Linked DNA regions of Mus musculus: regions 2 and 3 are each linked to region 1. The links are chromatin loops, found by intact Hi-C in ENCODE. Cell type or tissue: heart. All regions are shown on one strand. Each heading gives the region's core, and the rest is flanking DNA. Links, peaks and the distances in the headings are about the cores only.

The links. Hi-C counts contacts between places; a loop is a spot of excess contacts. Peaks named below come from ENCODE experiments on the same cell type or tissue, not always from the same donor. Only the 100,000 strongest peaks of a DNase experiment are listed, where the experiment ranks them.
Region 2: it touches region 1 in a loop (2.8-fold over the local background); 2 of 42 quality-filtered maps call a loop at or near these places.
Region 3: a loop joins it to region 1, with 3 times the contacts of the local background. A loop is called at or near these places in 2 of 42 quality-filtered maps.

Annotation. Positions count from the first base shown.
Region 1 is chr2:37,797,758-37,808,646 of GRCm38, reverse strand. Dennd1a (DENN/MADD domain containing 1A) reads left to right here. Exons shown (of 23, transcript NM_001362973.1): 21 at 3,447-3,575; 22 at 6,374-6,632; 23 at 7,397-9,657. The coding sequence ends at 8,611. Crb2 (crumbs family member 2) reads right to left here. Exons shown (of 13, transcript NM_001163566.1): 13 at 9,544-10,889. Among named protein-coding and RNA genes, the nearest start is that of Crb2, 27 kb to the right of the region's middle. In heart, for the core only: a CTCF peak has its summit at 5,615 (motif pointing right); a DNase peak (open chromatin) is centred at 5,643; H3K27ac peaks cover 1,338 bases.
Region 2 is chr2:37,374,673-37,385,561 of GRCm38, reverse strand. Rc3h2 (ring finger and CCCH-type zinc finger domains 2) reads left to right here. Exons shown (of 22, transcript NM_001100591.1): 12 at 102-316; 13 at 2,346-2,779; 14 at 3,525-3,692; 15 at 6,558-6,704; 16 at 7,041-7,254; 17 at 7,627-7,711; 18 at 8,126-8,207; 19 at 8,294-8,428; 20 at 8,566-8,673; 21 at 8,772-8,920; 22 at 10,134-10,889. The coding sequence ends at 10,329. Among named protein-coding and RNA genes, the nearest start is that of Snord90, 20 kb to the left of the region's middle. In heart, for the core only: a CTCF peak has its summit at 5,199 (motif pointing left); no DNase peak of the experiment used is centred there.
Region 3 is chr2:37,389,494-37,400,382 of GRCm38, reverse strand. It overlaps Rc3h2 (ring finger and CCCH-type zinc finger domains 2), which reads left to right. Exons shown (of 22, transcript NM_001100591.1): 8 at 430-562; 9 at 678-796; 10 at 2,027-2,139; 11 at 10,493-10,798. Snord90 (small nucleolar RNA, C/D box 90) reads left to right here and starts at 255; the gene lies at 255-322. In heart, for the core only: a CTCF peak has its summit at 4,669 (motif pointing left); no DNase peak of the experiment used is centred there.

The sequences.
Region 1 (10,889 bases), core at 2,806-7,805:
CCACCATGTGATCTGTGCCAGGGTCTCTCTGACATCCACGCAGTATGCAGGTGTCAGAGAGACATTGACAGTAAATCTGAGGGTCACCCAGCACTTCCAGGTGGGGGCTTAAATTCTCTTGTGTGTATCCACAGGACTGTGATCCTCAGGACAGCCTGGCTCCAGTCACTTCCTGGCTTGGCTATCTGCTTGCTTCTCTGTGCTTCATCAATAGTCCCCAGTGCCTAGCAAGCACTAGATCTGCTTAAACATAGGCGAGAAGTGTTCCTGTAGGTGCTCAGACAAATGGGGAGATGACTAGACAGGTGGACTCCATCAAGTTAGTGTGACAGTCCTACACATTAGGGTGCTTGCTCAGAGCCACTTCAAGTAGTGACAGACTACCTCCAGCAACTTAGATCACAGTACTTCCACCACAGGGCCCTCCCAGGGGCCTGTACCTGAACTCTGCCTTGAGGCATCTGCTCTTGGTCCTGTATACCCTGTGTCTAAGCATCTCAGGACGCAAGTAGAGAATCCGAAGAGGAGGTGCATCTATTAGAGCCTTGAAGTGATGAAAAGACCTGGGTGGTATATTTGGTGCTTAGGGGGAAGAGGAGGAGATAGATCCCCAGCATCCCAGCCTCATTCCTTCATCCTTCTAATGTGGGCCCTGGGAAGAAGAAAAGCAGCAAAGGTCAAGCCCCTGGCCTATAGCCCAGCCAGGAACAGAATTCCAGATTATCTGCGATCCATGAAGCACCAAGAACTACAGCAGGGAGAGCTGGGAAAGCCAGGTCCTTCCCTAGGGGGTAATATTAAGGTCAGGTCTTCAGGATGGAAGAGCAGTCAGTGTGCTGAGGATAGACAGGCACAAGAGCTGAGGGGCAGAGGATGTCCTTCAGAGATGGTTCTCAAGCTGAAGTGCCGAGGATGGATTGGAAAGGGGCCCCAGGGCTTGGCCCTCCAACCCACCCATCCCTGGCATGCACCTCAAGCTGCCCAGAGTGAAGTGAACACAGAGCTTCCTGTCTCAGTTAGAGGCTGCCCCATTGTAGAAAGCAGGGGCAATGGGAGGCGGGCGGGAGAGCAGATTACTCCAGCATCTGAGTATTCCTCCTCAGTCATTCTGCAGTGGATTAGCCTCATTGCCTATGAGAGCAGCAGGGACCTAGTTTTGTGCCAGGCCAGATGAGACATGTTTCATCATGCAGAACCTTCTGCCATGAGCTGGTCCTCCTCCAGTTGTGGAAGAGCTGAGGCATCTCATCCTAGGGATATCCAGGTGGTCTGCAAGTGGAGGCTATCACAGCCCTGCACCTGCTACCCGTGGTGCATGGCCCTGGGCTAGCCACAACTTCCACTGCAGTTTGAGGATAAAACTCATGACCAGCCTTCAGGGACAGGGGAGAAAATGAGGGTGTAATGGCTAGAAGGGCTGAGGCTGTGGATGGCTCTGGGAGCTACTTCAAGTAATAACAGGTTAGCTCTAGGAATGGAAATCAGAACACTGGCCATCCCAGGGCTCTCCCCAGCCTCCTGTTCAGACTTTCCTGTACTCGTTTCAAATGTGTTGCCCTTTCCTAAATAAAACCTGAAAGGAATTCCAACAGGGAAAGTGTAGGAAGGCTGCTCCCAAGAACAGGTGGCCCTGCCTACTACCCTGTCTCTCCTCTCTGTCTCCTCAAAACTTCATTGTTCCCTCTCAGGTCTCTTCACAGTGAGCCCAACCATTGACAGAGGCAGAGGTGTTAGTTACAAAGGCATTCATGGTGAGGTCAGGATTTGAACCTGCCACAGTTGGAGATTTCCTCTCCTGGGCCTGTGACCTCTCCTGGGCACTGCTGGTCAGTATATAATTGATAGGAGCCAGGTGTGGACTCTCTGGACTGTGTGTGTTTGTTTATAGAGCTAGAGCACACAGGTGGCTGACAAGGGAGATATATTTTTTATAACAATGAATATTTAATTTCCACATCACAGATGAAAAAGACTCTCTGAAGAAGCATCCAAGGGAGACTCAAGAGAGGGCAGCTAATCAGAAGAGGGTCTTCTCGGGGGCTGCTTCCACATAGCTCACTTTTTCCTTAACTTTTCCCCCTTGATTACTGAAGTAGAGATATGCATGCTGCAGGAAAAAAAAGAAGAAGAAGAAGAAGCATAAGGCGGGGTCATCCACAATCCCACTAGCCACTGCTGGAATTTAAGCACTTGCTTTTCTAGTCTTTCTCCTGTGCAGTTTCCCACAAGAGATGAGGGATGTAGTATCCTCAGGGAACCAGGTCTGGATGGCAAAATCCAGGATGCTCATGCCTGTTCTGTGAAATGGTATGGTGTCTGCAGAGAGCCCATACACACCCTCCAGTACACTGAAACCATCTCTAGGTTACATTTTTTATACCTAATCCAGCATGCATGCTGTGTAGATGCCGTTGAGCTGTGTTGAGGAAGAACGTGATGATGGTACAGACCGCACATGCTCAGTACAGATGCAGTTTTTCCAAGCATTTTCTTTGTTTTGTTTTGCAAGACAGGGTTTCTCTGTGTAGCTCTGGCTGTTCTAGAACTTGCTCTGTAGACCAGGCTGGCCTTAAGCTCACCGAGATCCACCTGCCTCTACCTACCATTGCTGGGATTAAAGGCCTGCACCACCACACCCACACATTTGTAACTCACAGCTGATTGGAACTATAGAGATGGAGCCTACAGGTGTGGGAAGCCCAATCATAAAGAGAGCAACTGTGCCATGCTTTTACATTCTCTTCATTAGCATTATATTTAATGGGAAGATAGCTTTCAGCCAGCAGTTCCTAGCTCTGCTTGCTGGGAGTGTTTAGTACTTTAAGCATAAGAGATGGCTCAGCGGTTAAGAATACTTGACTACTCTTCCAGAGGTCCTGAGTTCAATTCCCAGCAACCACATGGTGGCTCACAACCATCTGTAATGAGATCCAATGCCCTCTTCTGATGTGTCTGAAGACCAAGACAGTGTACTCATATACATAAAATAAATAAAATTTATTTTAAGAAAAAAAAATTAAGCCGGGCATGGTGGCGCACACCTTTAATCCCAGCACTCAGGAGGCAGAGGTAGGTGGATTTCTGAGTTCAAGGCCAGCCTGGTCTACAAAGTGAGTTCCAGGACAGCCAGGGCTATACAGAGAAACTCTGTCTCGAAAACCCCCTCCCAAAAAAAAAAAAAAAAAAAAAAAAAAAAAGGAAGAAAGAAAAGAAAAGAAAAAAATTTTAAAAAAAAGAAAGTAGTGTTATTTTAGGGTTAGCCTGCTAGAAGTGGGTAACCAGGTCAGACATTCTGGGTGAGAGTTCAAAGCCCTCGGCACACATAGCAAATGCAGCTTCCTCTCGGCTTGGAGGCAGCCTCCTTACCCCAGTGGATGCCCTGGGCCTTCCCCTCACCCTGTGCTCTCATGGTGTCCTAACTGCCTCTTCTTTTCTCTCTTGTCCAGCCTGGTAAAGCCCTTGCGACACTATGCTGTCTTCCTCTCTGAAGACTCCTCTGATGAGGAATGCCGACGGGAAGAGGCCCCCAGCACTGGCTTCACTGAAAGCCTTCTCTTCTCTGCTCCCTTTGAATGGTCTCTCTTCCTCTTTCCAGCTCCTTGGGCTCAGCCTGGTGACTCTTTGGGTGCAGTGGGGAGCATGGGGGACTGGGGCTGCTTGCTGCCATGGGGAGAAACGTTCCTGGGTGCCAACTTTCAGGGTGGCTGCCATGTCTACAGGCCTTCTCTCAGGCTCGTACTGTGCCGGCCCCACAGGGCTGTGACAGCAAAGGTATCAGGTGAGACTGAAGCACTGATCCCCATTCCTTACAAGGGGAGACGACTCCATCAGTGGAACTGGCGACCACAGTAAGCCTGACTCCTGACCCTCCTTTTCTCAGTGCATCTTAGAAAGCCATGGAGATAGGAAGGCAGATGTAAAGTAAAAGGCCATATACATATACATCTGTCGTCTCTGCTGAGGTAGAAGGACTGTGAGTTTGAGGCTAGCCTGGGATACATAGCAAATTCCAGGCCAGTCTGAGCTATATACATGAGCCTTTCTAAATATATATACTATGCATACACACACACACACACACACACACACACACACGTTATGATCTACTTGGGTTTCTTTCTTTTTCTTTTTTTTCTGAGACAGGGTTTCTCTGTGTAGCCCTGGCTGTCCTGGAACACATTCTAAAACTCAGAGATCTGCCTGCCTCTGCCTCCTGAGTGCTGGGTTTAAAGGCATACACACCACCAGCACTACCTAGGTTTCCTAAAAGTAATTTCATCTTAACTCTATTATTTTATGACGTAAGTTACATACAAATTCCAAACACCATTTTTCTTTTCAAGGAAAAGAAGGCTTACCTTACATACAAATGGACTTCCCAGGAGCCTCAGCGATGTGCCCACAACTACCAGAGTGCCAGCTGCTGTCCACCTCACAGTCAGGGGTCCTTGTCGCCCTCCACTGTCCCCATCCTCAGCCCCTCCCAGCTCTCTGACCTTAGCAAGTTCCCAGCATCAGATCTGCTCCCTATGGCTTCATCCTGGACCTTCTAAGTCAAGGCTGCTCTGCCCCCTGCTCGTTTCCTGCTGCCAGCTCACTGGTACAATAGCAGTGGTTTGTCCCTGTTAGTTCACAGTCCCTGGGCTTCACACATACCTTTTTAGTAATTTCATTCTCTCTTTGATCTTTTTCTTTTAAATGTTTGAAGATTCAGCTTCTCCCCAGCAGGAATGTCAGTGCTATCACAGGTCTAATGTGTCCACTGATGTAGCTATTACTAGTGGGAGCAAAAAGAGCTATTGAAACAACACATGCTCATCTAAGTGGCAACTGCGACTCACCCTGCAGGAAAGCAACCTACTTGGAAGACTCCCACCGACTCTGCCCTAAGCCTTACCCCAACAGGCCTCTGAACTAAATGATTGACTGGCATTTTTCCCCGAATTTTACAATGTTAGGAATGGAACCCAGGACCTCACATGCTGCACATTCTACCACTGAGAAGCAGTGGTTAAAATTCATTTCCTTAGCCTGTACCCAGAGCCAGTTCAAGGCTTCCTGTGTGTTTTTAAAGGGGGATGTCCCATCCTAATTCACAACACAAAAGGGCTAAGAAAACTGTCTCCTGTTTAGGAAGGAGGGACTCTTCCTAACCCCAGCCCTTCCTTTGTGCTCAGCTTAGATTAAAGGCTCTTGAGTTCCTTGGTCACAGTGAGGAAAAGACTTTGAAGAGCCAAGCCTGGCGTGGTGGCGCACGCCTTTCATCCCAGCACTTGGGAGGCAGAGGCAGGTGGATTTCTGAGTTCGAGGCCAGCCTGGTCTACAGAGTGAGCTCCAGGACTGCCAGGGCTACACAGAGAAACCCTGTCTCGGAAAAAACAAAAACAAAAAACAAAACAAAACAAAAAGACTTTGAAGAGCCTCCAACTTTGCTTCCATTCCACCCCTTGCTGGGTGCTGGGACACACAGAATTGTTTTACTTAACTTCTCTGGGTTTCCCTGCTCTCATCTGTAAGGTAGGGTGTAAGTCCTAAACAGAAAAGTCTGATGAATGGAGTTGGGACTTCCTCCTCTTTCAGTGGACCTTTGGTGTCAGCCTGCTTGTGACCAGCAGGTGGAGCCCTCAGTCCACTTCACCAACACCATGTGCACAGCCAGCCTGACCCTAAAAGGGAGGCATTCATTGCACTGGCCAGCCTTCACCAGAGGTCAGGGCTGGTGCTGCCTCCCGCAGATCAGTGGTGCCCTAAAACTCAGTGGGAAAGCAAAACGAGTCAGCTGTTACTTACCCCAGCTCTCCCAAAAAGTTGTGTGGCTACACAGAGCTCACAGAGGGTGGGCTGCTGGCTGGTGCTTTGCTCCAGCCTCAGCCTACCCTCTGCGCTTGTTTATGGAACCACACCACCACTTGAGCAGCTGAGATTTACAAAGGTTAACTGACTCAGCCAGGTTCCCCTGGCAAGGTATGGAACCAGGGCTCAAACATAAATCATATAAGCTAAGGCCTAGAAGTTTCGCTAGAGATGCTAGGGCTCCTGGTTCATGCTCTGGACCTGACTCTAAAGCTAAGGTTGGCCACTACTCAGGAAGCAGGTGGGACAAAGGAATGCATGCATCTGCCTGCTATGTCCCTCCACTCCTACCTGGGCTGTATGTTATAGACCTTGGGCCCTAGGGCGCTTCACCATCTCCTCAGAGAAAGTGAGAGTTGGAGCATCCCGTCCAAGGCACCAATCATACTAAAGAACCCAATCCGGCCCCAGGAGCACCACAAAACATTGGTCCTGGGGCTTGGTGTCGCAAGGGCTAGAGCCACTTGCTCCTCCCACAGATTCCCTAGAAGAAAATCCAGCTGGCTTTGTCTCCTCCTAGGCCACAGCCATACCGGACATTGAAAGAATCAGACAGCGCAGAAGGTGATGAGACCGAGAGTCCAGAGCAGCTAGTTCGAGAACCCTGGGGACCTACCCCTGCTCCACCTGACCGAGCTGCCAGCATTGACCTTCTAGAAGATGTCTTCAGCAGCCTAGACGTGGAGGCACCACTGCAGCCGCTGGGCCAAGCCAAGAGCCTGGAGGATCTCCGGGCCCCCAAAGACTTGCGGGAACAGCCAGGGAGCTTTGATTACCAGGTATGATGGGAGTAGGGAACAGTAGTTGATGGGGTGTCTCCTAATGAGCAAGGTCCTCCTAGTCACAGTGGAAGGGGCCAGGGAGATAGGACATCACATCCCCACCCCTGTGTTAGTACTCCAACCCCACCCAATTTGGAGCAGTACACTGTTACCAGCTATCACGGGGAGCTATCTATCATGCTAGCACAGCAGGGGGTGTCTGCCTGCCTCCATTCTTATCTGATAGTTGGCTGCTGCAAGGCTTGTCCAAGCCCACCAGGCTCCTTGGATCAAACTCCTGGGTTATGGATTGGTTCTCCCAGTGCGACTATCAGTCAGCTCCCCTCTCTGGGATTCATAGATTATCCCACCTTCTGGGAATGAAGCAGCTCTAGTCTAGCCCAGGTCAAATGGAGGCATGGTCAGGACTCAAATACAATCTCTTCTCTGGCTCCTGTCCCTTCAGCCAGGCCTAGAGTTACACTTGCCCCTTTGAGGGTAATCAAAGACACCACAATCTCTGAACAGCAAAAAGGCTCAAGCCATTGTTAGGTGGCCCACAGATGGAAACATTTTCCTGAAACTGCTTGGCAAGCATAGGCATTTGTAAAAAGACAGGAGATTCCTTTGTATTCCTTTTGTGGAACACAGTAGGGCTTGGATCTCTGCAGGTGTCTTGGGTACCTGCAACTCCTCCCAGTCCCAGGAGCAATGTGCTTGGCATGCAGGAAGGGTTGCCTGGGCTAACCAGTGGTCATCACTTCCTCCCTCCTTCCCCACAGAGACTGGACCTGTGCAGAAGTGAGAGGGGCCTTAGCATGGCTGCAGCCTTGAAGCTTGCTCATCCATATACTAAGCTCTGGAGTCTGGGTCAGGACGACATGGCCATCCCCAGCAAGCCCTCCATAACCTCCCCTGAGAAGCCCTCAGCTCTGCTTGGTACTTCCCCAGCCCTGCCTCTCAGACCCCAGAACCAGGAGGGCATCCTGAGCCCCAGCATCAAGGAGGAGACTCCCATCCCAACTCCGGGCAGCATCACCATTCCCAGGCCACAAGGCAGAAAGACCCCTGAGCTGGGCATCGTGCCTCCACCACCCACTGCCCGGCCAGCCAAGCTCCAGGCTGCTGGCGGCCCACTTGGTGACTTCTCTTCAGAGCCACTGCAGATGGACCGGGAAAGACAAGCCGCTCTGAGTCCAGCCCTCCTGTCAGGGCTGCTCCCCAGAGCTGTCCCCCAAGGTCCCACAGAACTTCTGCAGCCACCCAGCCCAGCCCCAGGAGCTGCAGGCACAGGCAGCGATGCCCTGCTCGCTCTCCTGGATCCACTTAACACAGCCTGGTCAGGCAGCACCATCCCATCACATCCTGCTACCCCCAGTGCAGCCACCCCATTCATCCCTCAGCTCAGCTTCCCCCCAACAGTGACACCCACCCCTTTTGTACAGACACCACTCAATCCCTTTGTCCCATCTGTGCCAGTAGTACCACCCTCCATGCCCCTGAGCTCTACACCAGCCAGGCCTTTTGGGACCCCTCCAGCATCCCTAGGGCCAGCATATGCACCTAGCATTCTATTGTCTAGTTCTGGCTTCTATGCCCCTCACAGGTCTCAGCCCAACCTCTCTGCTCTCTCCATGCCCAACCTCTTTGGCCAGATCCCAATGGGTGCCCACACTAGTCCCCTGCAGCCACTTGGCCCCCCAGCCGTTGCCCCCTCCAGGATCCGAACATTGCCTCTGGCCCGCTCAAGTGCCAGGGCTGCTGAGGCCAAGCAGGGGTTGGCCCTGAGGCCTGGTGAATCCCCACTGTTGCCTCCCAGACCGCCCCAGAGCCTACAGCCAACCCCGCAGCCCTCTGTTCCTACACAGGCCAGAGACCCCTTTGAGGATTTGCTGCGAAAAACCAAGCAAGATGTGAGCCCAAGCCCAGCCCCGGCCCTGGCCCCAGCCTCCACCTCCGTGGAGCAGCTCCGCAGACAGTGGGAGACCTTTGAGTGAGCAGGCCTGTGCCACTGTCTAATACTGTGCCTCCCCAACGTCCCATTTCTAGCCAGGCTTCATGGGGCAAAGGGACTCTGCCCCCTCCTCCACAGCCCATCTCTGAGGCCTGGCCCTGGGAATGGCCATCCCAGAAGAGCTGCCTGCCGCCACCCTTGGCACCCTGTGTGGGTTTTGCACTATATGTCAACTGGACCAGCTGTATCCTATCCTCCCATAGCCCAAGAGGAGTCAAGAAGCTCAAGGCTGCTTTCAAGCCCAGCTCTCCTCCTTTGCTGGGCCCCACCCCACAGGGCAGATGTCAGTAACAACCTGTGTAAGCACAGCTTTGGGGGACATGGGTGTTTGGGGGGCTGAAATGAGGCCCACTCCTAGGCTGGCATTTCTCCCTGGTGGTCATCTCCAAACCTCTCTAGCAATATACTCTTTCCTGAGTCTTCACCTAACCACCAACTGGAGTTGTTCCTGAAGGGTCAGGGGTCTGGAGACCTAATGGTCAGCAAACCCAGCCCCAGCCAGCTCTTCCAGGGGTTGGGAACACCAGCAACTCTAACTTATAAGAGAAGCTCCAAACCTGAGTCTTAGGAGCCGCCCTCAGCTCTCTGCCACCCTCATACCTCTGGGCTCTCGTGTCAGTCAAAGCTCAGGCCCAGCCTCCTGCCACTTGGAGCTTTATGGGCAGAGCTGGGCAGCAGTGACCCAGATTCCAACTCAAAGGACAAGCTTCCTGCCACAGACAAAGGGAGGGAGGCACAGCTGTTAGAGCTCCTGGGTCAGGACCAGGTGGGGCCCCAGGGCTCCCCAGGTTCCCCCATGGAGTGAAGATACACGTGGCCTCTGAGCGTGCGGCAAGTGGGGGCCTGGAAGCCAGCCCTCCCCACTCTCTCCAGCTTCTCGACAGCGCAGAAATTCCTGAGCCCAAGTCACCAAAGTTATAATGAAATGTTTTGTTATTTTTTCTTTGATCTTGCTTTTCCTTTTTACCTTATTGATTTGATGAATCTTGAAAATTGATTCCTTTCAATAAACCAAGGTAAAACACAGACTGACCGTTTAAGAAAACATCCATCAGAGACATGCAGGAAATTGTGCACATTTGACCTGATTTCTCATTTCCTATGTGTAAATGGTCAGACAGCCTACCCCAGGGTTTCTGGGGGTTGGGAACAAGGGGGTGGGGTCATCAGAGGTACCTGTTACTTTAGGGACCCTCTCTGTCTGAGAGGTTGTTTATGGGTCCCTGAGGTCTAGGCCAGAGAGGTAGCCCTCCTTCCCCAGGGCTCTGTCTTGGTGGTGTGCTCAGCTACCAGGGAGCGGAGTCTCACTGGGTCGTGGGAAGCCTTCTGGCATTCTGGTGTCCCAGGACAGGCCTCAGCCCCACTTCCTCCATCCTAACAAATTCCGGGTTCCACCCAAGATGAGGCAGTGCCACAGCCTAGTGGGCCAATAGGGTGACAGGGTGTCGGGCAGCCTAAGAAGGCACACACCTGTAGTTCACATGTTTGTTGTCATCTGTCCATTTCACTGGGTAGACTTTGCAATCCAACGATGAATTCTATATGTGGTCAATAAAACTGGGGAGAGGGCTGTAGTCCTGAGTCCTACAAGGAGCTCTGGGGGATGGCTGCCTGAGCAGGCACTTGGCCACCTCCACCAGCCATCCTGCAGAAGCAGAGGCCACTGTCCTCCAGCCTATGCATGCTTGAGGCTCTGAGCCACTTACACCATCCCTCCCCATGAGGGAATCATAGTGGACACTACATCATGGGCAGGACTACACAAAGGAACAAGCTCCACTCCTCCCCCTTGTCTCAGCAAGAACACCATCTCCCCCAAGTGAGAGTACTTGTGTAGGCCACATTGGTGACACTGACGTGGAACTGGGATGTTTCGTTCCGTTGGCATTCCACAAGAATCATCTTAGGAGCTGGCAACTGAAACAGTTCACCCAAGAGCCTGTTTCCTCTCCCCTCTCCCAAGGGGCATGGAGATAGCTCGGGGCAAAGTGGCCTCACCACTACAGAGTAAGAACCAAGTAGGCCTTCTCGCTTAGCATCCAGGGTCTCTTAACAAAGCTTCTACTGATCTCCTGGTTCCCCCAAGTCTGTGCCTTGGGAGGCAGCTGAAACCTGGAGACACCGAGCTTCCTTGTGTAAAAGTCACCTGGCGTTTGCACATGGGAACTCCTGTGAGAAGGCACTGCCTGATAAACAAAGATGACAAAGGACACATCTCCAAGTCAGAGGCCTCTGGAAAGTTCAAGGGAGGCTAAACCTTC
Region 2 (10,889 bases), core at 3,074-8,073, 420 kb after region 1:
TGTTGATAGTTTTGCTGTATAATTTTATAATTTTTTTTCCTAAGAAAGACTCCGTGATGATAGTGAATTATCCTTTGTTTTTTGTTGTATTCTCTCTCCAGTAAAATTGGTTCTCCACCCAAGACTCCTGTAAGTAATGCAGCAGCTACCTCCGCTGGGCCCTCTAATTTTGGAACAGAGCTGAATTCCCTGCCTCCCAAATCCAGCCCATTTCTAACTAGAGTTCCAGTATATCCTCAGCATTCTGAAAGCATTCAGTATTTTCAAGATCCAAGGACTCAGATACCTTTTGAAGTCCCACAATACCCACAAACAGGCAAGTAATTTTAGTCAAATCTAAGAAGCAAATGTATGTATTTATTACCTTAAATAAATGTGTGTCTAGACTATCTACATTAATAAGTGAATTTCACTCTGTGATCCATGAGTTTTCTTCCTGTTCTAAGAAATCTTTGCTTCAAGTTAGCAGTTTTGTCACTTGGCAGATGGTGGTGGGAAAGATCAAGAAGGCAAAGCTAGCCTTATCTACAGAAGTGAGTTCAAAGCAGACAAAAAACTAAAACAGAACAATAAAGGCTATTCTAATACTGGTATATTTTCATTAATATTTGTACCATTAATATACCTAAGTGAAAATGATTTTTACATTTGTATCAGTAATATACAGGGATTCATATTGCTATATATCCTGGTCAATACTTATTACCTTTGGTTTTGTGTGTGTGTGCTTGTGTGGGGTAGAGTTAGATAAAGGGAGTACATGTATGCCACATTATACTTATTATAGTCACAGGCCAATTTATGAGTCAGTCCTTTTGTTTCCCCTATGTGGGTTTTGGTTTTGAACTTGGATTGAATTTATGTCCACATAATAGGCGCTCTTACCAACTGAGCCATGTTGTTGTTTTGGCTTTTTTTTTTTTTTTTAATAATAACCATTCTTACTGGAGTGAGGTGATATTTCATTTTGATTTTTATTTATATATTCTAAAATATTACTGATGTTAAACATTCTTATTGTACTGGTTGGCCATTTGAATGTCTTCTTTCGACAAACGTTTATTTAACTTACTTCTTATACTTAACAAGTTGATTTGTTTTGAATTGCATTTGTCATATATATAGCTTGCAAATATTTTCTTTCATTCTCTGGGTTGCCTCCTCAGTCTGATGATTTTTTTTTTCAATGATTTGATATAGTTCCGCTTACCTGATTTGCCTTTGTTTTTGTGTTTTCCAGTACCTTAGGTATTTCTCATGCTTGCTTCTAGTAGGTTTATAGTTCCAGGTGATCCATACCAAATTCATACCAAATTAATTTTTATAACTGGTTAGAGATAGAGTCTATTTCACTCTTCTGCCCAGGTACTACTAGTTGTCATTTGTAAGAATCAAATAGAGAATCTATGAATGACCTTGATGAAATGGTGTATAAAATATGACGTCTGTGTTTTTTGTGTGCTGTTAAAAAAAAGGTTTAGGCCGGGCAGTGGTGGCTCACGCCTTTAATCCCAGCACTTGGGAGGCAGAGGCAGGCGGATTTCTGAGTTCAAGGCCAGCCTGGTCTACAAAGTGAGTTCCAGAACAGCCAGGGCTACACAGAGAAAAACCCTGTCTCAAAAAAAAAAAAAAAAAAAAAGGTTTAATTTTACTCTTATATATACATAAGCATTGGCCTCTATAAATGTGTAACACATGTTTGCAGTGTTCTTGGAGCTGGGGTTACAAATGGCTGTGAGCTCTCTGTAGGTGCTGGGAACTGAATTCAGGTTCTTTGTAAGAACAGAAAGTGGTCTTGACCACCGAGCCATCTCTAAAACCCTGCTTTTATAATTTTTATTTATTTTGAGACAGGATCCCACTATATATATAACCCTGGCTGGTCTGAAAATCATAGACTTAAGCTGGCCTCAGACTTAAGAGATCCACCTGCTTCTGCCTCTTGAATTAAAGGAGAGTACCACTACACTTTTTTTTTTTTTTTTGGTACAATTTGAAAAGAAAATGAATAATATAAATTCTGAAAGAGGTCTTTTAATCTCTGAACCCAAAATGCTTCATAAGAGTCAGTGATATGAAACCTCATGCAAAAGATTCACTAAATGGAAATCAGTCTGTCATTTGCCAACTTCACTGTAGTTTTATTTTTAAGGAATAGTTCTAAGAATGTTGAATGTTCTTATTAGTATAATTGTATCTTGACAGTAATACAGTTTGTATACCAAGATAAAGATCAATGCTGATTATATTTTCCCACATTCAGGGCTGCCTTAAATTTAAACCATTTTAAAATGTTGGTTTTTACTAAGGTATTACATTGAATATTCTTCTTTTCAATTTTCAAGGATACTACCCACCACCTCCAACGGTACCAGCTGGTGTGACTCCCTGTGTTCCTCGCTTTGTGAGGTCCAGTAATGTTCCAGAGTCCTCCCTCCCACCTGCTTCCATGCCATATGCTGATCATTACAGTACATTCTCCCCTCGAGATCGAATGAATTCTTCTCCTTACCAACCTCCTCCTCCGCAGCAGTATGGACCAGTTCCTCCAGTACCCTCTGGAATGTATGCTCCGGTGTATGACAGCAGGCGCATCTGGCGCCCAGCTATGTACCAACGAGATGACATTATTAGAAGCAATTCTTTACCTCCAATGGATGTGATGCACTCATCTGTCTATCAGACATCTTTACGGGAAAGATACAACTCATTAGATGGATATTATTCAGTGGCTTGTCAGCCACCGAATGACCCAAGGACAACTGTGCCTTTACCAAGGGTGAGTAATGTTGAAAATAGAAATGTTGCTGTCATGCCGGGCAGTGGTAGCGCACACCTTTAATTCCAGCACTTGGAAGGCAGAGGCAGGGTATTTCTGAGTTCGAGGCCAGCCTGGTCTACAAAGTGAGTTCCAGGACAGCCAGGGCTACACAGAGAAACCCTGTCTCGAAAAACCAAGGGGAAAAAAAATGTTGCTATCATGTGTTAGTTGAGATCCTTGTGTCTTGAATCAAACCAGACAGACTCTTACTGTGTGATTTAGAGAAGTTACTTGCCCTTTGCATGGCACAGGGTTTTTTGTTTTTTCATGTTTGATGGAAATAAGAATAGTACTTATTAATAAGGCTGTTGTGAGAATTAAATTCAAAAACAATAAAGCTCCTAGAACAAGACTTGATACATACCAGTGTTCAATGTTATGTTCAATTAGGAACTGATATAGAAATTTTAAAACAAGGCCTCTTTTCAGTAGCTTCACATTTACACACACACACAACTTCTAACCTAGAAAAATGAGTTCTCACATTTGACTTGACATCAGCTGAGTATGTTACCCTTTTTTATTGAATATATGGAGAAAACACTAGGTACTAAGGCAATTTTTCCTCCCCCACCCCTCACCTCTGTGTTTGTGTGTGTGTGTGTCCTAACAAGATTAAACTTGTTTACATTATTCTCACAACATCATTAAATTTATTTACCACTCGAAGGGTGACCAACAATTTTTCTTTTATTCCTCTTAGGAACCTTGTGGTCATTTGAAGACCAGTTGTGAGGAACAGTTAAGAAGAAAGCCAGATCAGTGGACACAGTATCATACCCAGAAAACACCTGTCTCTTCAACTCTTCCTGTGGCCACACAGTCACCAACACCACCTTCTCCTCTATTCAGTGTAGACTTCCGATCGGATGTAAGAAAGGTTTTATTTAACCTAATGGTCAAACAGCTTTAACTAAGGCAACTTTGGATATTTTGGAATAGTTTTATATGGAGTTTAATTTAGTTTGGTAAACAGTGTGTAGACTATGGCTAAATGTTAGGAGAGTCTCAAGGTAAGAGTTCACTACCAGGATTTCAAAAGCTTTGCAGCATAGACTTTAATATTTCCTATTTCTATTGTTATGTTTGTGTTTTGGTTTTAGGCTAAGTCCAAACCTAGAGCCTTGAGTATCCTCTACCACTGAGCTTCACTCTAACCCCTGATTGGTGCATGCTTCAAAATCATATCTATACCTACCATATACCTAGTAACTACTTTTAAAAATGCTATTTTATTTAATTTTTACAAAACCTTAGAGGTTAGCCGGGCATGGTGGCGCACGCCTTTAATCCCAGCACTCAGGAGGCAGAGGCAGGCGGATTTCTGAGTTCGAGGCTAGCCTGGTCTACAAAGTGAGTTCCAGGACAGCCAGGACTACACAGAGAAACCCTGTCTCAAAAACACCAAAAAAAAAAAAAAAAAAAAAAAAAACCTTAGAGGTTGAGTATTATCCATATCTTATAGGTTATAACTCAGGGAGGTTATGTAATTACTTAAGTAAGATCTTTCTGCTTATAAGAAGCTGCTATTTGAATTCTAATTTTTTTTTCTGTTTCATAAGAAGTAGAGAAACGCCTGCTGTATTACTTCTGCTATTTATATTTCTGTTAATTATTCTTGTTATAACAAAACAAGAAAACAAGGCTATGACAGAATGATTTCTATTCTACCTGTCTCTTTTAATGTATGTTATGTGTGTGTTTCATTTCTCTAAATACAATATATTTATAGAAAAAAAAAAACCCTTTATTTATTTTTAAGACAGCATTTCACTGTGTAACCCTGACTGTCCTGGAACTATCTTTGTAGACCAGACTGGCCTGGATCTGCCTGCCTCTGCCTCCCAAGTACAGGAATTCTTAAAAGGTGTGTGCCACCATCATCTGGCTGGAGAAAAATTTTTTAACACACACACATTCTCTGATTTATTCCTGACCCCTAGTGTTTCCAGTACAAAAACAAAAACAAAAACAACAAAAAAAAAAAAACCCACAGTTTGTAAAATACCTTTTATTAGGAAAAGCTTCAGACATACAAAATTGTAGACTCACAATAAATTGCACATAATTATCATATCATTTCCATAATTATCAACTTGTTCAGATTTGTTTCATTTGTACTTCTTGCCACTGGGTTGTTTTGTTACAGTCCTAAGTATACATACATATTTGTTTTTAATTTAATTTGTTGGGTTTTATTTGGTTTGGTTTGGTTGTTTATGATTTACTTTTACTTTCTAATATTTGTGTGTTTGTGCTTGTGTATGTGAATGAGAGAGAGCAGGGTGGGGAGAGGGCGTGGGTATATGCCAAATGTACTGATGCCCACATTGCCTGGAGTTAGAGAAGGTTGTTTGCTGCCCCCCTGTGGTAGAAACCAAACAGGTACTCTGGAATAGCAACAACAGCAAGCACATGTAACTGCTCAGCCATTTCTCCAGTCTCCTAATTTTGTGTTTCACTAGGTAGCCCAGGATGTCCTCAGATGCATAGTAATTCTCCTGCATTAGCCTTCCTAGTGCTGCATGTACACGTGTTAAGTGAAACTACCATGATTAGATTCGTACTTGTGTTCATGAGTGTGTCATAAAACACTGCATTTTTAACTTATTCATATTCATCTCACTAAACTAAGACTGCCTCAAATCAGGTAAACAGCATGGCAATGATTGATAGAGATATCATTTAATAGGAAGATATATTTTCACTGTTTTATGCAGCATACTTTAAGAAATAAGTATTTCTCTGATATTCAGCTCTTCTATTGGCAAATTGCATTAATTAGGACAAAATGTTTGACTTTTCCTCAGTTTCCCTATCTCTATAATTAGTAAACTAGATTTAATGATTCTTACTTTTGGGTCCTGTTAATATTACTATATTGCCTTATTTCCTTTCACATCTGTTCTTTTCCTTTCTTAGCTTCAGAGCTGCCATTAAATTCCTTTTACTATTTAATACTGTATGATTTATTATGTTCCTTTTTTTGCTACATGATCTTTTCTCGAGAGTTACAGATCACTTTTAGACATGAACCGTTTTGTGTTTATTTTTTCTCATTGTTCCCAAGTATATTACACCATGTTAGTGTGTCATTGTTAATTGATTTTGATAGTACTGGTCAGGAATTTTGTAAGAGAACTAAATCAGTAAGACATCTTAGGAAGTAGGGGTGCTTGCAGCAGCAGTTTTCTGGGACTCGCATGGTAGAGGGAGAGAACCAACTCCTACAGGTTGTCTTCTGGCTTCTATTCACACATAATGACACTTGTGTACATATATAATAAATAATTAACATTTAAATTTTTTAAAAAAATTAAAGATCACTTAATAGGACCAAAGTGAAAAAAGGTATAGAATAAATAACTTATGAGACAAAGGGAAAAAAGCTGTGATATTTTCTATTATATATGGATATTATTGCTTAGAGCTGATTTCTTTATTTATTTGCTTCATTCATTTTGAGAGAAGTTTTGCTTTGTGCAGCCAGGCTGGAGTGGAACTCAAATATATATCCCAGTTGACCTTGAACTCCATGCCTTAGACTACCAAATGATGTTTGTTACGGAAGTGAGCCAACATACCCAACTGTTATTTAGTTATGGGAAAGAGTTTACTTATTAACTACATGATCCTTTAATTGTATGATAGTTACTTAGTATTAGTTAGTTTACAAGCTTGTAAAGTTAGGTTTCATACTAATTTACCTTCTTTCCCCCCTTCTTTTTTTAATCAGTTCTCTGAGAGTGTGAGTGGCGCAAAATTTGAGGAAGACCATCTTTCCCATTATTCTCCCTGGTCTTGTGGTACCATAGGCTCTTGTATAAATGCCATTGATTCGGAGCCCAAAGACGTAATTGCTAATTCAAATGCTGTATTGATGGTATGATTTGCTTGATTGGGGAAGGGGGTGGTGGAGGTAGGGAAGATAATGTTGGTATCTGAAGTTTTTAAATGAATACTTTAGTCTTTCATATTCTGGCTATGTATAACTTACCTGTAAGTATCAGGGTAATATTTCAACAAAACTAATTTTATGTAATGTTTAAATTATTTAACCGTAGTTTGGTAGTTTAATATAGTTGTTATATACCATTGAGATCTAAAGTTAGTATAAAGTTGACCAGAAAAACCTAATTATGTGTTTTGAGAACATACTTTATCTTTAGCTACAGCAATCGTCAGCAGCTCTTTCATGGGTATTTTTTGGTCTGTGTAGGACCTGGACAGTGGGGATGTAAAGAGAAGAGTGCATTTATTTGAAGCTCAGAGAAGGACAAAAGAAGAAGACCCAATTATTCCCTTTAGTGACGGACCCATTATCTCAAAATGGGGTGCAATTTCCCGATCCTCCCGAACAGGTTACCATACAACAGATCCCGTCCAGGCAACTGCTTCCCAAGGAAGTGCAACTAAGCCCATCAGCGTATCAGGTAAGCCATTTTACTAATACCAAGGAATTTTTTTTACCATGTACTGTTTATTCCTAACCTCTGAGGTAGAAAACTTAATAATATGAGAATGAAATGGTTTAAGTAGAATTTTTGGCTAGTGGGAAAAAATACATTGCCATTTTAAATAGTACATATTTATATTCTGATTTTTAAATTTTCTTTCTTTCTTTCTTTCTTTTTTTTTTTTTTTTAGTTTTTTGAGACAGGTTCTCACTATATCCCAGCTGGCCTCAAAGCATAGCTGTGGCAGTGCTTCTGCCTTAGCCTCCTGAGTGCTGGGATTGCAGATGTGTACCACCTTGTCTGGCTTATTTTCTGCCTTTCTAAACTGTTTTTCTGTGTTCCATGCAGATTATGTCCCTTACGTGAATGCTGTCGATTCAAGGTGGAGTTCATATGGCAACGATGCTACATCATCAGCACACTATATTGAACGGTAACTATACTCTCATTTCCTTTACTCTCAAACTTACATGCACCTAAAATAGAAAAATCATTACTGGTTGTCCATGGATTAAGCCTTGCTAATTTGAGCTGTGTAAAAACTTTCTGAATGCTGGGCGTGGTGGCGCACGCCTTTAATCCCAGCACCTGGGAGGCAGAGGCAGGCGGATTTCTGAGTTCGAGGCCAGCCTGGTCTACAGAGTGAGTTCCAGGACAGCCAGGGCTACACAGAGAAACCCTGTCTCAAAAAAAAAAAAAAAAAAAAAAAAAACTTTCTGGAACAAATTTTACATTTGGAATAGTGACTAAAACACATTCAGTGATCGTTACAAAGAACATAGAGTCATTATTGCTTTGGCTCCTTTATGTCTCACTTTAACTACAGTAAATATAATTCTTTTTAAAGGGACAGATTCATTGTTACTGATTTATCTGGTCATAGAAAGCATTCTAGTACCGGAGACCTTTTGAGCATTGAACTTCAGCAGGTAGGCTCTATATATTTAGCTTTGATTTTTAAAACGTAAAATAATAATTGAAAGCTAAGCTTATGTTTTCTTCTCTCTTCATGGAGGCCAAGAGTAACTCATTACTTCTTCAGAGGGAAGCTAATGCTCTGGCCATGCAACAAAAGTGGAATTCCCTGGATGAAGGCCGTCACCTTACTTTAAATCTTCTAAGCAAGGAAATTGAACTAAGAAATGGAGAGGTAAGGGAACCGAACCTCTCAGCAATACACTCTCAGACTTCTGAACTAAATCTTTAACTGTACCATTAGGCTTCTTATTTTTATTTAAAAGAGATTCTGCAGGTATAAAATTAATATAATTTTTTTTTAATTTATAGAATGACTACACAGAAGACACTGTAGATACAAAGCCTGATAGGGATATTGAGTTAGAGCTTTCAGCCCTTGATACTGATGAACCTGATGGCCAGAGTGAACAAATTGAAGTAAGTTCCTCAATTGGATAAGTAGTGGCTTTGTTTTGTTGCAAATTAAAATACATAAAATACTGTCATATTGAAGGATTAACATTTTATTTTCTCAGGAAATTTTGGACATACAACTTGGTATCAGTTCTCAAAATGACCAGTTGCTCAATGGAACAGCAGTGGAAAATGGTCATCCAGCCCAGCAGCACCAGAAGGACCCAGGAAAGCCGAAGAGACAGAGTTTAGGTGAAGACCATGTGATTCTGTGAGTGTTAGACAGACCCTTCATAATCAGAGGGTAGAGGCGATCAATACTTAGCGCTAGATGTGCTGGTAGATTCTTGGTTTTTTGTTTTTTTTTTGTTTTTTTTTTTTTTTGCCTTTTTCTATTTATGGGGAAACCTTGTATAATAAAGTAATGATTTGGTCAGTCTGTGTTTTTAGAGGAATTTGAACTAGTAAAGCAGTTTATTTTAAAACCAAAACTCAATTTGGGAATGAAAGTTCTCTTATCTCTAACATCAGGTTATAGTTCTTCAATTTGACCAAACTTGAAGATCATAGGATGGAAAAATAAATCCTAGATTATTTCAGTATTTGGGAAGCACAGGCAGAATCTGCTATTTATATGCTCTAAGTTGTCATGGACTCCAGAGGAAGACAAACCACAAAGTCTAAAAAGCAAACCACAAGGGGCTGGAGAGGTGACTCAGCAGTTAAGCGCACTTGTTTTTTGTAGAAGACTCAGGTTTGTTCCTGAGCCTAAGCATTCACATGGTGGCTTATGACCATCCATAACTCTTGTTTCAAGTGATTCAACCCCCCTCTTGCAACCTCCAAGGGCATTGTACACATGTGGTGCACATACATACATGAAAGCAAAATACTGTATACATAAATTTTATTTTAAAAAACCTTAAAAACTAAAGCAAACAAAAACCTGTGCTGAATGTTTCTTGTTTTAAAAAATCTTGTTATGATGTTCTTGGCTATTATATTGCTATTTTGTATAATTTTTGCCAAATATTTGGTCCTGGTCTTAAAATACTGATTAGATGACACAAATTATCAAGTTTAATTTTTAAATTTTGAAAATATGACCTTTTTAGTGACTTGTAATACTTTAAAAATTATTTAATTTTTATTTATTAGCTTTTATGTGTATGGGTGTTTTGACTGCATATATGTCTATGTGTGTGCAAGCTTTGTGCCCAAAGAGGCCCGGAAGGACATTGCTTCCTCTGAGATTGGAGTTACAGACTGCTGTGTGGTTTTGGCTGTTGAACCCCCAGGTCCTCTGGAGTAGCAGTTGTGCTTTAACTTCTGAGCCTTCTCTTTAGCCCCTACTTAATACATTTTTTAATAAAGAAGATAGGCTTTTCTGTGGGCTTAGAGTTTGAAGTAGCTTTCAGAGAGCAAATGTGATAACTCTTAAATTGTACATAAGTTAATTTGCTTTCACTGTCATTTTCTCTCAGGGAGGAGCAAAAACCAATTCTGCCGGTAACATCTTGCTTTAGCCAGCCACGTCCAATGTCTATTAGCAGTGCAAGCTGCCTCCCCATCACCACATCTGTCAGTGTTGGCAACCTCATTCTGAAAACTCACGTTATGTCTGAAGATAAAAACGACTTTTTAAAACCTATTGCAAATGGGAAGATGGTTAACAGCTGAAAGGAGGCTCAGCTTTCAAATCTGTGACCACACCATGGAAGCATTTACACTAGCTTTTTATATATATAATATATATTATATAATGTATATTTTTTTTAAAAAAAAAGATATTACTGGGGGCATCCATTTCCTGTGGACTCTTTGATACTTCAAGCCCTCTTGCATTAGCATTATGAAAAAAAAGAAAATTTACTTTACTAGGGTAATGTTCACTTTCCAGAAATTATTGGAATTTGGACAACATTTAACTTAAGCTTCAAGCAGCTTTTTATGAGTTTGTAGCAATCCGGTGCAGTAACTGAGCCATTTCCTATTTTAAATGGCTTCTACAGTAAATTAACAACTCAGTTATTAAACTAGCAGGATCCTACAATGATACATCTAGTGAAAGTAGAGTTAATTAACTTATTTCTATTTTATGTTTCACTGAGAGAAATTTCCATCTCATTCCAGCTGCTTTATTTATCTTTTTCATTGGACTTTGCATGGATTTTTCTTTCTTTCTTTTTTTGTTTTGTTTTGTTTTGTTTTTCCTTTTCTTTTCTGTCTTTTTTTTTTTT
Region 3 (10,889 bases), core at 2,733-7,732, 410 kb after region 1:
CACGCTGGTCTTTGTGGAGTATTAGCTACTTATGTGCTCACTGAGAGCTGTAGGTCAGTGCCATTGTCTCATGACAGTGTGACTACTGTACTTCACATCACTCCCCTTGATGAAATTAAATGTAAAATGTGGAACACTCTCTACTGAATATATTTTGCCTTTGTAGCATTGTAAAGTTGAAAACTTTTATCAACATTCTCACCCCAGAGAGCTAATATAGCTGATAAATAATGTTTTTAAGTGTCTAGTGATGAATTTCATAGGGCAGATTCTGAGGTGAAAATTTAGTTCATCATTGATTGTCCTATTATGAAATCTGAAGACACTTGAAAACTATTAAGTAAGGTGATTCATTGGAAAACATTTTGAATATAGGTATGTTCAAAAATCCAGAGTAAAAAATCCCTTTTTTTCTTTTTCCCCTGTTAGCTACAGTCTCCAGAATCATTTGCAAAGAGTGTCCAGGAATTGACAATTGTTTTGCAGCGAACTGGTGACCCTGCTAATTTAAATAGGCTGAGACCTCATTTAGAGCTTCTTGCAAACATAGACCCTAATCCAGGTATGTGGGAAAAGTGCTTATACTTTATGGAACTTTGAGGTAAATAGCACCAGGAATGACTGTTGATATGTTGTCTCTTCCAACCCCAACCCCATCCCTTTGACTCTTAATTTAGATGCTGTTTCACCAACTTGGGAGCAACTGGAAAATGCAATGGTAGCTGTTAAAACAGTTGTTCATGGTCTTGTGGACTTCATACAAAATTATAGTAGAAAAGGCCATGAGACACCTCAGGTAAATTGACTACATTTCTAACTACTGCTGTGTCCAAGACAGCTTCATCCTGAACGTACTAACAATCTTATTGGCAAATGGACTATGTATATAACCCTTCCCTATTAGAAGTTATGTGTGTGAAAGGAGGGTGTTCATGTGTATGTGCATGTGTAGCTGCACAGGCTTTGAGCCCAGGGCTTCCTGTCTGACACTGAGTGACATGCATAGCATTCTTGCAAATTTTTATTTTGTACTTTTGAGAGAAACTCCCTTTTTATTGTACTTGGTTGGCATTTCTTTTTATAAGGAATTTAGAGGGTATTTTTATAGCTGAAAGTTTTTTTTTCTTTGCTGTCTCTCAAATGAATTTGTTTTATAATATATTTGGAATTTGAAATTCCTAAATATTTGTAGTGTACTTTAGAAGAGGAAGTTCAAATATAATCCCTTATCCAAATGTCTTTTCAGTTGAGTTAAATATCATATTAAAAGTTATGCTATCAATATCTAACAAGGTAGGGCTAAAAGTACTCCAAAATCTGTTAACTTTTTATTCTATTCATATTTTATTTAGAAACTACTATATTATTTAGTGTCAACTGAATGATAATTTTTTTATTTTTTAAGGTCACAATAGTAAGAGCAATTTCTTAAGAATTTGATGCATATTATGGTTTTTTTTTTTAGTTTCTTTTTTTTTAGTTTTTTGAGACAGGGTTTCTCTGTGTAGCCCTGTCTGTCCTGAAACTCTCACAGAGATTTGTCTGCCTTGCTTCCTGAGTGCTGGGATTATAAGTATGCACCACTACCACAGGGTCTGTCTGATGGTGCATTTTATTGTTTTCCCTCATTGTTTGCCTATGAATAGAGTTGTGCCTGTAAATCAACTAATAATGTAATAATTTTTTACTTCAACTTTTTGGGGGAAGCTTTTAAATGGGTAAAGATCATAGCTTCCCATTTTCTTAAGTTCCTTTAAAAATTATTTTGTTACTACAATTTGAAGATTGAGAAATAGGTAGGTATAAATTTGAATCAATTTCAGATAACCTTCAGAAAGAAGGCCTGAAGGCTTCCTTAAGGATCTCTATTACTCTTCCAGTAGGAAATGGTGAATGGAACTTGTTTCTGCATGCATGAGAATTATGTGTCTGATGTGAAAAAGACTTAAGTCTTTTAAGTTCTGAAGTCTAATGAGTGAATAATAATTGATAGCTTTTCCATTTGCTAAATATTTTGTTTGTGTAGCCACAGCCAAACAGCAAGTATAAAACTAGTATGTGCCGAGATTTACGACAACAAGGGGGTTGTCCACGAGGAACAAATTGTACATTTGCCCATTCTCAGGAAGAGCTTGAAAAGTAAGTCTGGAAAAATGTTGTTGTTTTTTTTATGTAGGGTCATTGAGGGAGTGCTATATACAGTATTAACTTTTGTGATGTTTCAAAGATACAGGTAATGTGAATTGCAAAATAACCATTTTTATGAATCCATCAGATTAAACTAGGTATAAGATTAGTGTTAACAAGTCATATTTGAAAAAGTCATATTTAGAAACTGGAATCCGTGTTTCCATTACCAATGTAGAATGAAAGTACTGTTATTTGTCTTATTTGCTCAGGTTCAGTTGAACATACCAGCAAAATCTCAGGCAAAATGTTAAATATAGATAATTTTTCTTATTCTGGAGATTGCTCTTTTTAACATTTTCCTATAAGTTACTGAATAAAAACAAAGTAAAAAGGAGGACATGACTGCTCCTAGGTAGGGTGGAGGAGAAGGCTTATTTTAGATAAAAGAGAGCATAGCCAGAAGCAGAGACATTTGGGAGAGTCCAAAGTGAACAAGACCCTGAGCCAGGCCTTATGAGGTGATGGGGGAGGGGTGGGAGGCCAAGAAACGCAGAGGCCAGGAGAGTAAATGGTAGTCAAAAGGGCCAGGTAAACCAAAATGGCTGGATTATTTAGGCAAAGGCAGCTCTGGGTATAGAATTTATATCAACAAAAATTTTAAATATTTATTTTTACTTATACATGTGTATGTATCTCTGTATGAATGCCAATGGAAGCCAGAAGAGTACATATGCCCCTTGGAGCTAGAGTTCTAGGCAATTGTGAGTCTTTCCCAGTGGGTATTCAGATCTGAACTTTGGAAGAGCAGTAGATGCTCTCTTAACCACTGTGCCATTTTTTTAGGTTCTAGGACAGTGGTTCTCCACCTCCCTAGTGCTGCGACCCTTTAATACAGTTCCTCATGTTGTAACGACCTCCAACCGTAAACTTGTTTTCACTGCTACTGTAATTTTGCTACTGTTAAGAATCGTAAATATCAGCTGGGTGTGGTGGCACACGCCTTTAATCCCAGCACTAGGGGGCAGAGGCAGGCGGATTTCTGAGTTTGAGGCCAGCCTGGTCTACAAAGTGAGTTCCAGGACAGCCAGGGCTACACAGAGAAACCCTGTCTCGAAAAACCAAAAAAAAAAAAAAAAAAAAGAATCGTAAATATCTGTATTTTGCAATGGTCTTCTTAGGTGATTCCTGTGAAAGAGTTATTCAACGACCCCAAAGGGGTTAAGACCCACAGGTTAAGAATTGCTGCTCTAGGAAATATGTTCAGCTTATTCATACCTGAAATAGAGTATTTTAGCTTTTAAACACTAATTTTAAAACACTCATTGTTAAAAATAACTAAAGATTTTGTGGTTTTAAGAACTTTAAAAAAAAAATGAAATAATGTATTTACATGTGGCATATGCTAGCATGTCCATGCACATTCTCTGACAGTTATGTGGAAGTCATAAGTCAGCTTCTTGGAAGTCAGTTCCTTCCTTTTGTTTTCCTTCCTTCCTTCCTTCCTTCCTTCCTTCCTTCCTTCCTTCCTCCCTTCCTCCCTTCCTCTCCTTCCTCTCCTTCCTCTCCCTTCTCTCCTTCCTCTCCCTTCTCTCCCTTCCTTTCCTTCCTTTCCTTCTTTTCCTTCCTTCCACTTTGTACTCTGGGTTACCTGGCCAGTTCTCAGGTGCTTCCCATCTTGGTCATGAGAATGCCAGGGTTACAGATATCCACAATCACATTTTTCTTTTTTTTTATGGATTTTTGGTTTTAAAGTCAGATTGTTATAGGTGTGTGTGGCCAGCATGTTTACCCAGAGTCATCTTGCCAGCTCTATGATACAGTTCTTTTGAAAGAACTTGGCTTGAGTTTAATTAGAACAAAACAAGCCAGAAAGGAATCTGTAGGTTCAGTGTCGTTTCACACTCACCTAGAACCCGTGTGTGTGTGTGTTTGTGTGTGTGTGTGTGTGTGTATGTATATATACCTATAAATCAGCTATACCTTTCTTTTATCCTCTCTGATCTTTATCCTTTTTGGTCGTACAAAAACAGTAATTAAGAGAACAGTAATTATAATACCCAGTTTATTGGTTATATTCTGTACTAGGTACCATTTTTACTTATCAGTTAATATATCAACTCATCCATTTTACTACTTCTTCATCTATTTACCCTTCTCATTTTTATTGAAAATGCCTTGTAAGGTACCTGTCTAGTCATTTCTAGCCTTTGTTTTAAATTGTTAATTGATGCTTTACTATACTACATGATTGGTTCAATCCTTCCTTTCAAGCCATGATTCATCTTTTAGATAATATACCAATAAAGCACTAAGTACTACTTGTCTTACTTTCCTTGGTGATGTAATACATTATGTGACAAATGCAGTTGGAGGATGGAAGCCTTACAATATAGAGGTACAGTTCACCATCATGGGGTGAAATCATGAGGGACATTACATTCACAGTCAGGAAGTAGGGATATGTAAATGCTGAGTCGACTTGCATTCTTCTTTTTATTCAGTCTGGGACTCTACTCCATGTTATGGTGCCACCTGCTGTTATGGTGAGTCTTTCCACCCAATTAATCAACAAAATCCCTCATAGACTCTCTGAAATGTTTCTAGATTTTGTAAAGCTTTCAGTCAATATTAACTATCAGGAGTCCACCCTTCAGTTTGATGCTGAAACATCATTTTTAAACTTACCCTTTGTTTTTTAGAGGCTTGTGACTATTTCATAATGTAAAGTGCATTCAGTTCAACTTCAAAGGGCCCTCTGGTTTTTGACAGCTCCAACAACTCTTTAAATTTTCAAAGTTTCACCCCACTCGGGGATCCATCCCATAATCAGCCACCAAACCCAGACACTATTGCATATGCCAGCAAGATTTTGCTGAAAGGACCCTGATATAGCTGTCTTGTGTGAGGCTTTGCCAGTGCCTGGCAAATACAGAAGTGGATGCTCACAGTCAGCTATTAGATGGATCACAGGGCCCCCAATGGAGGAGCTAGAGAAAGTACCCAAGGAGCTAAAGGGATCTGCAGCCCTATAGGTGGAACAACATTATAAACTAACCAGTACCCCGGAGCTCTTGACTCTAGCTGCATATGAATCAGAAGATGGCCTAGTCGGCCATCACTGGAAAGAGAGGCCCATTGGTCTTGCAAACTTTATATGCCCCAGTACAGGGGAACACCAGGGCCAAGAAGTGGGAGTGGGTGGGTAGGGGAGCAGGGCTGGGGAGGAAATAGGGAAACTTTCAGGATAGCATTTGAAATGTAAATAAAGAAAACATCTAATAAAAAATACAATAAAAACTTTGTTTTCAAAGTCTCATCTGAGTTTTAGGCAATTAAAAATTTTAAATTTACCTTTTATATATGAATGTTTCATTTGCATGTTTGTGTATGTACATGTGTGCAGTTTCCATAGAGGAGCTGGATCCCCAGGTACTGGAGTTATAACTGAACACCTTGTGGGTACTGGGAACTGAACTCAGATCCTTTGCAAGAGCAGCAAGTGTTCTTTGTTGCAGAGCCACCTCTTTAGCCTTTTAGGCAACCTCTTAAATTTTGAACCCTATACAATTAAAAATAAAAAAAATGTGTCAAGTAGTTTCAACCTAAAATCACACAGAGCAAACATTTTCACTCCAAAAAAGAGGAACTAGGTCACTACAAGGAAAAGTAAAACCAAACTGAAACTCAGCAGGTAAACTTCAAACCTATAACTGTATGTGTGCATCTGGGGTTTTAATGAGTCCCATGAACTCCAAGCATTTGAGTAGTCTCATCTGTCTAGCTCAAGCATATAGCCTCTGTCTTGGGCCAGCTCCATACTTATTATAGCTAAATACCAATTTGGCTAATCAATCAGATTTAGATTCCTGGCAACTCCAAAATCTTGGGAGTCGCCATCTTAGCTTTGTTTACATTTTCACTGCTTCATGTAATGGCCCTTTGAAGTTCATCTTTGAATTTCATGAAAGAAATTCATATTTGGGAAGCAGTATCAATTGCATCTTTGTGAACTGGAGGCCAGCCTGGTCTACATAGCAAATTTTAAGCCATTAAAGGCTACAAGGAAACCCTGTCTCAAAGGGAAAAAAACAACATTCCTAAAAATACATTGCCTGGCCTTAATGGCTAACTCTGAACTCCGTGACACTGAAAGGCTACAGCCTGGCCCCTTGGACCATGGTAGCAGTAGTTTCTGTGTGTGTTGCCCTAGGGAAATACTTCCGTGAGTAGTGGCTATGAAGGAGCAGAAGATCCTTTCCGCCAGCCTTCTCTGTTTAGTCTGTTTCTTCCAACTGAGTTGTTCTTTGAGAAGGTGAACCTGTACCATACTGGTTTTCCTAACCAAGTATTTAGGGTGTCTCACCACTTAAAACTTTGAGGATTAAGATTCCAACCTTGAGTCCAGGGTGGTGAGACGAACCTTTAATCCTATCACTCTGGAGGCAAAGACAGGCAGATCTCTCAGTTCAAGGCCAGCCTGGTCTACAGAGTGAGTAGTCCACAGGATAGTCAGGATTTTCATACAGAGAAATCCTATCTTGGAAAAAAAAATTCTAACCTTGAACTTTGAAGAACACATTGAAATAGCAATGTTCTTTACACAGTTACTAATATTGTAAACTTGTTTTTTTCTTTTTCTTTTCTTCTGGTTCTTCCAGACAGGGTTTCTCTGTATAGCTTTGGCCATCCTAGAACTCAGTCTGTAGACCAGGCTGGCCTCGAATTCCTAAATCCGCCTGCCTCTGCCTCCCAAGTGTTGGAATTTGCCACCACCACCCTGCTGACTTGCTTTTTCTTAATTATTCATTTACCTGTATATTTCCATTGGACATCATTTATCTCTTGGGTTATTCATTTTTATCTTCCTTGTACCTAGACAGTATTTCACATATAAACTCAGTGTTTCCAATGAAGAACCAGATAATTTCCGGTTTGTTCATATTTCCAGTTAGCCTTATTCTTTGTATTGTGCTGCAAACAAACAGAGGTTGTACAAAGGGTTAAAAAAGAAACAATGTATATGTAGCATGTTGGCTTTTAAAAATTATATATTACTGCCTCACTGAGATTTATATGCATATAATTATTATGTTCCTGTGTATATACATGTTTGTGGAGGTGCATTCCATGTGTGCGCATGTGTGTGTGATTGTGCACCTCTCCACTTCAATTTTTTAAGTCAGGGTCTCTCACTGAACCCAGTCTCACCAGTTTGGTTCAGCCAAATAAAATGTAGACACTCAAGAGTCTGTCCGTGTTTTAGGTCCTTGTAAATTGTTGTGATAGCATTTACCTTTAATCCTAACACCCAGGAGGCGGTGGCCGTTGCATCTCTATCTCTGAGCTGCAGGCCAGCTTAGTTTACTTAGCAAATTTTCACCCAGCAAAGGCTATATAGAGATCCTGTCTCAAGGGGGAAAAAAATCTCTAAAAACTGCCTTCTGAGAAATAGAAAAACCCAAGATAGTTAATTCAAGAAATATTTATAATAATAGGTTGCTTCACGCTCAATATCATGAGAGGTGCTTTTAATAATTTAAGAGGAACAGTAAATGAATTCAAATAGATGATTTTAAACATTTAGTGGCCACAGTGTATTGTATTCTGGTCATAGAAGAAAGCTACTACAAAGCTTTATTCATTTGAAATGAGAAATATTGCTCTAATGTGTATATGGTTGGGAGCCATTTTAACTTTATGATGGTCCAGGTACAAGATTGGAAATGTAAGTTTTGGGGACTATAGCAATAGGAATGATGAAAAATCGTTATTAGAATTTACTTTGAAAGTGGAACTGATAAGATAGCTAGCTATATTAAGTATATGTTTAAAAAAGAAACAGGCCAGATGTGGTGGTGCATGCCTTTAATCTCAGCACTTGGGAGGCAGAGGCAGGTGGATCTCTCTGTGGTTGATGCTAGCTTGGTCCTACAAAACTTACAAAGTTCCAGTAAGGCCAGGGCTACACAGAGAAGCCCTGTGGTGGGGGTTGGGAATGGGGAGATGAAGAGATGGCGCAGCAGTTAATAGTTTAAGTGTAGTGATGCCAGATGTTTTTTGTTGCGTTGACCACGAATGTTGAGGGAACATTATATAGGAATTAAGGGCCAAGACTAAGCTATATAATAATGAGAATTTTTTTTTTTTTTAAATTTAAGTAATTCTGTTAGGTGTTTGCTTGCTTGGTTACTGGGCATGCAGTGAGTGCAGAGGCCAGAAGATGTTGGATCTCCTGGAACTGGAGTTACAGTTGTGAGCTGTCATGTGGGGTCTGGGAACTTAACCTGGGTCCTTTTAAGAAAGCAGCCTTCAGCCATCTCTCCAGTCCCATAATAAATTTTTGGTATATGTCTTAGTCAGGGTTTCTATTCCTGCACAAACATCATGACCAAGAAACAAGTTGGGGAAGAAGGGGTTTATTCGGCTTACACTTCCATACTGCTGTTCATCACCAAGGAAGCCAGGACTGGAACTCAAGCAGGTCAGGAAGCAGGAGCTGATGCAGAGGCCATGGAGGGATGTTCTTTACTGGCTTGCCTCACCTGGCTTGCTCAGCCTGCTCTCTTATAGAACCCAAGACTACCAGCCCAGAGATGGTCCCACCCACAAGGGGATCTCCCCCTTGATCACTAATTGAGAAAATGCCTTACAGTTGGATCTCATGGAGGCATTTCCTCAACTGAAGCTTCTTTCTCTATGATAGCTCCAGCTGTGTCAAGTTGACACAAAACTAGCCAGTACAATTGACCCCTTGTCAACTTGACACACAAAAACATCACTAGTAAGCCTCAACCCTTACAATCTTATTCATCCCCAAGATCTAAATAACTTTAAAAGTCCCACAGTCTTTACATATTCTTAAAATTTCAATCTCTTTAAAATATCCATCTCTTTTAAAATCCAAAGTCTTTTTACAATTAAAAGTCTCTTAACTGTGGGCTCCACTAAAACAGTTTCTTCCTTCAAGAGGGAAAATATCAGGGCACAGCCACAACCAAAAGCAAAAGTCAATCTCCAACCGTCCAATATCTGGGATCCAACTTACGATCTTCTGGACTCCTCCAAGGGCTTGGGTCACTTCTCCAGCCATGCCCTTTGTAGCACACACATCGTCCTCTAAGCTCCAGATGCCTGTACTCCACTGCTGCTGCTGCTCTTGGTGGTCATCTCATGGTACTGGCATCTCCAAAACACTGCATGACCCCTTCAGTCCTGGGCCATCAATTGCAACTGAGGCTGGACTTTCACCAATGGCCTTCCATGGCCTCTCACAGTGCCAAGCCTCAGCTGCTCTGCTCAACTTCTTCATGCCTTCAAAACCAGTACCACCTGGGTGACCCTTACACATTACCAAGTCCAGCCACAGCACAAGGTACAACTTTGGCTATATCTGGAATACAGCCACTGTGCTTTCAGAAAACACTTCCCAGAAGATGTCACCTCAATGATGCTGGTCTCTTCTTAATCACCGCTAATTTCTTAGCTCCAGCTAACCAGCATCAGTAGTCCCAGTAATGCAAAGTCTTTGCTTTAGTAGTTCTGGTATCTTGTTAATCACAGCTGATTCTTCAGCCCCAGCTAACCAGAACTACAGAATCTTCACAATCAAAACAGCAATGGCCCTGAAAAGAGTCTTTAATTTTCCCTCTGAAATTTCACAAGCCAGGCCTCCATCTTCTGCACTGTTCTCAACATTATCTTCCAAGGTCCTACACAACATCCCACAGAGCTCTTAACAACGGATGGATCTTCAAGCCCAAAGTTCCAAAGTCCTTCCACAGTCCTCCCCAAAACATGGTCAGCTTGTCACAGGAATACCCCACTCTGCTGGTACCAATTTGTACCAGTATACAAATGGAAGTATTTTTATATGAAATCCAAGATCAAACAGTTTTGTATATTATAATTTATATAAATGTAATATCAGAAAAATCTGTGATCTTTATAAACATAAACTTATTTAGGAATATAAAATTTCTACATTTTGATAAAGTTTAAGTATGAGTTTGAGTTTTTTTTAATTATAATCTGCTTGTATAATTTAATAACAATAAAGAATGCTTTCATCTCTTGAATCCTATCCTGTTTATTCTGTGTTACTTTTAGGATTTGGTGCTTTTTTTTTTTTGTATCACATAAAATAAAATTTCAAACCCCACTCTTTTCAGAAAGCTTCAAGTGCATGTGTACTTGGCTTGCTATATTAGTTATGTGCCTGCATTTGTATGTGACATGTATATGTAACATGTAGAGTTTTTGATATTTAGCTGAAGAAAGTTCTCAGAGCTGTTTCCTTTTTAAAACACATTTTCATATTAAAATTGAGAGCAGTATTACAAACATGCTGATTATTTTTAAACAGGTACCGATTAAGGAACAAAAAGATGAGCGCGACTGTAAGAACATTTCCTCTTCTGAATAAAGTTGGTGTAAACAGCACTGTCACAACCACAGCCGGAAATGTCATTTCTGTCATAGGAAGTACTGAAACAACTGGGAAAATTGTTGCAAGTACAAATGGAATTTCAAATACAGAAAGCAGTGTTTCTCAGCTAATCCCACGAGGCACTGACAGTGCAGTAAGGACTTTGGAGACTGTGAAGAAAGTCGGGAAGGTTGGCACTAATGCTCAGAATGCTGGGCCCTCTGCAGAGTCCGTGTCTGAAAAGTAGGTATGGGGTGAAAATGATGGAGTTCCTTATCCCTTTTAGAAATGACCTTCTTTTTTCATTCTGAGATACCGTAGTAAATTGAAATTT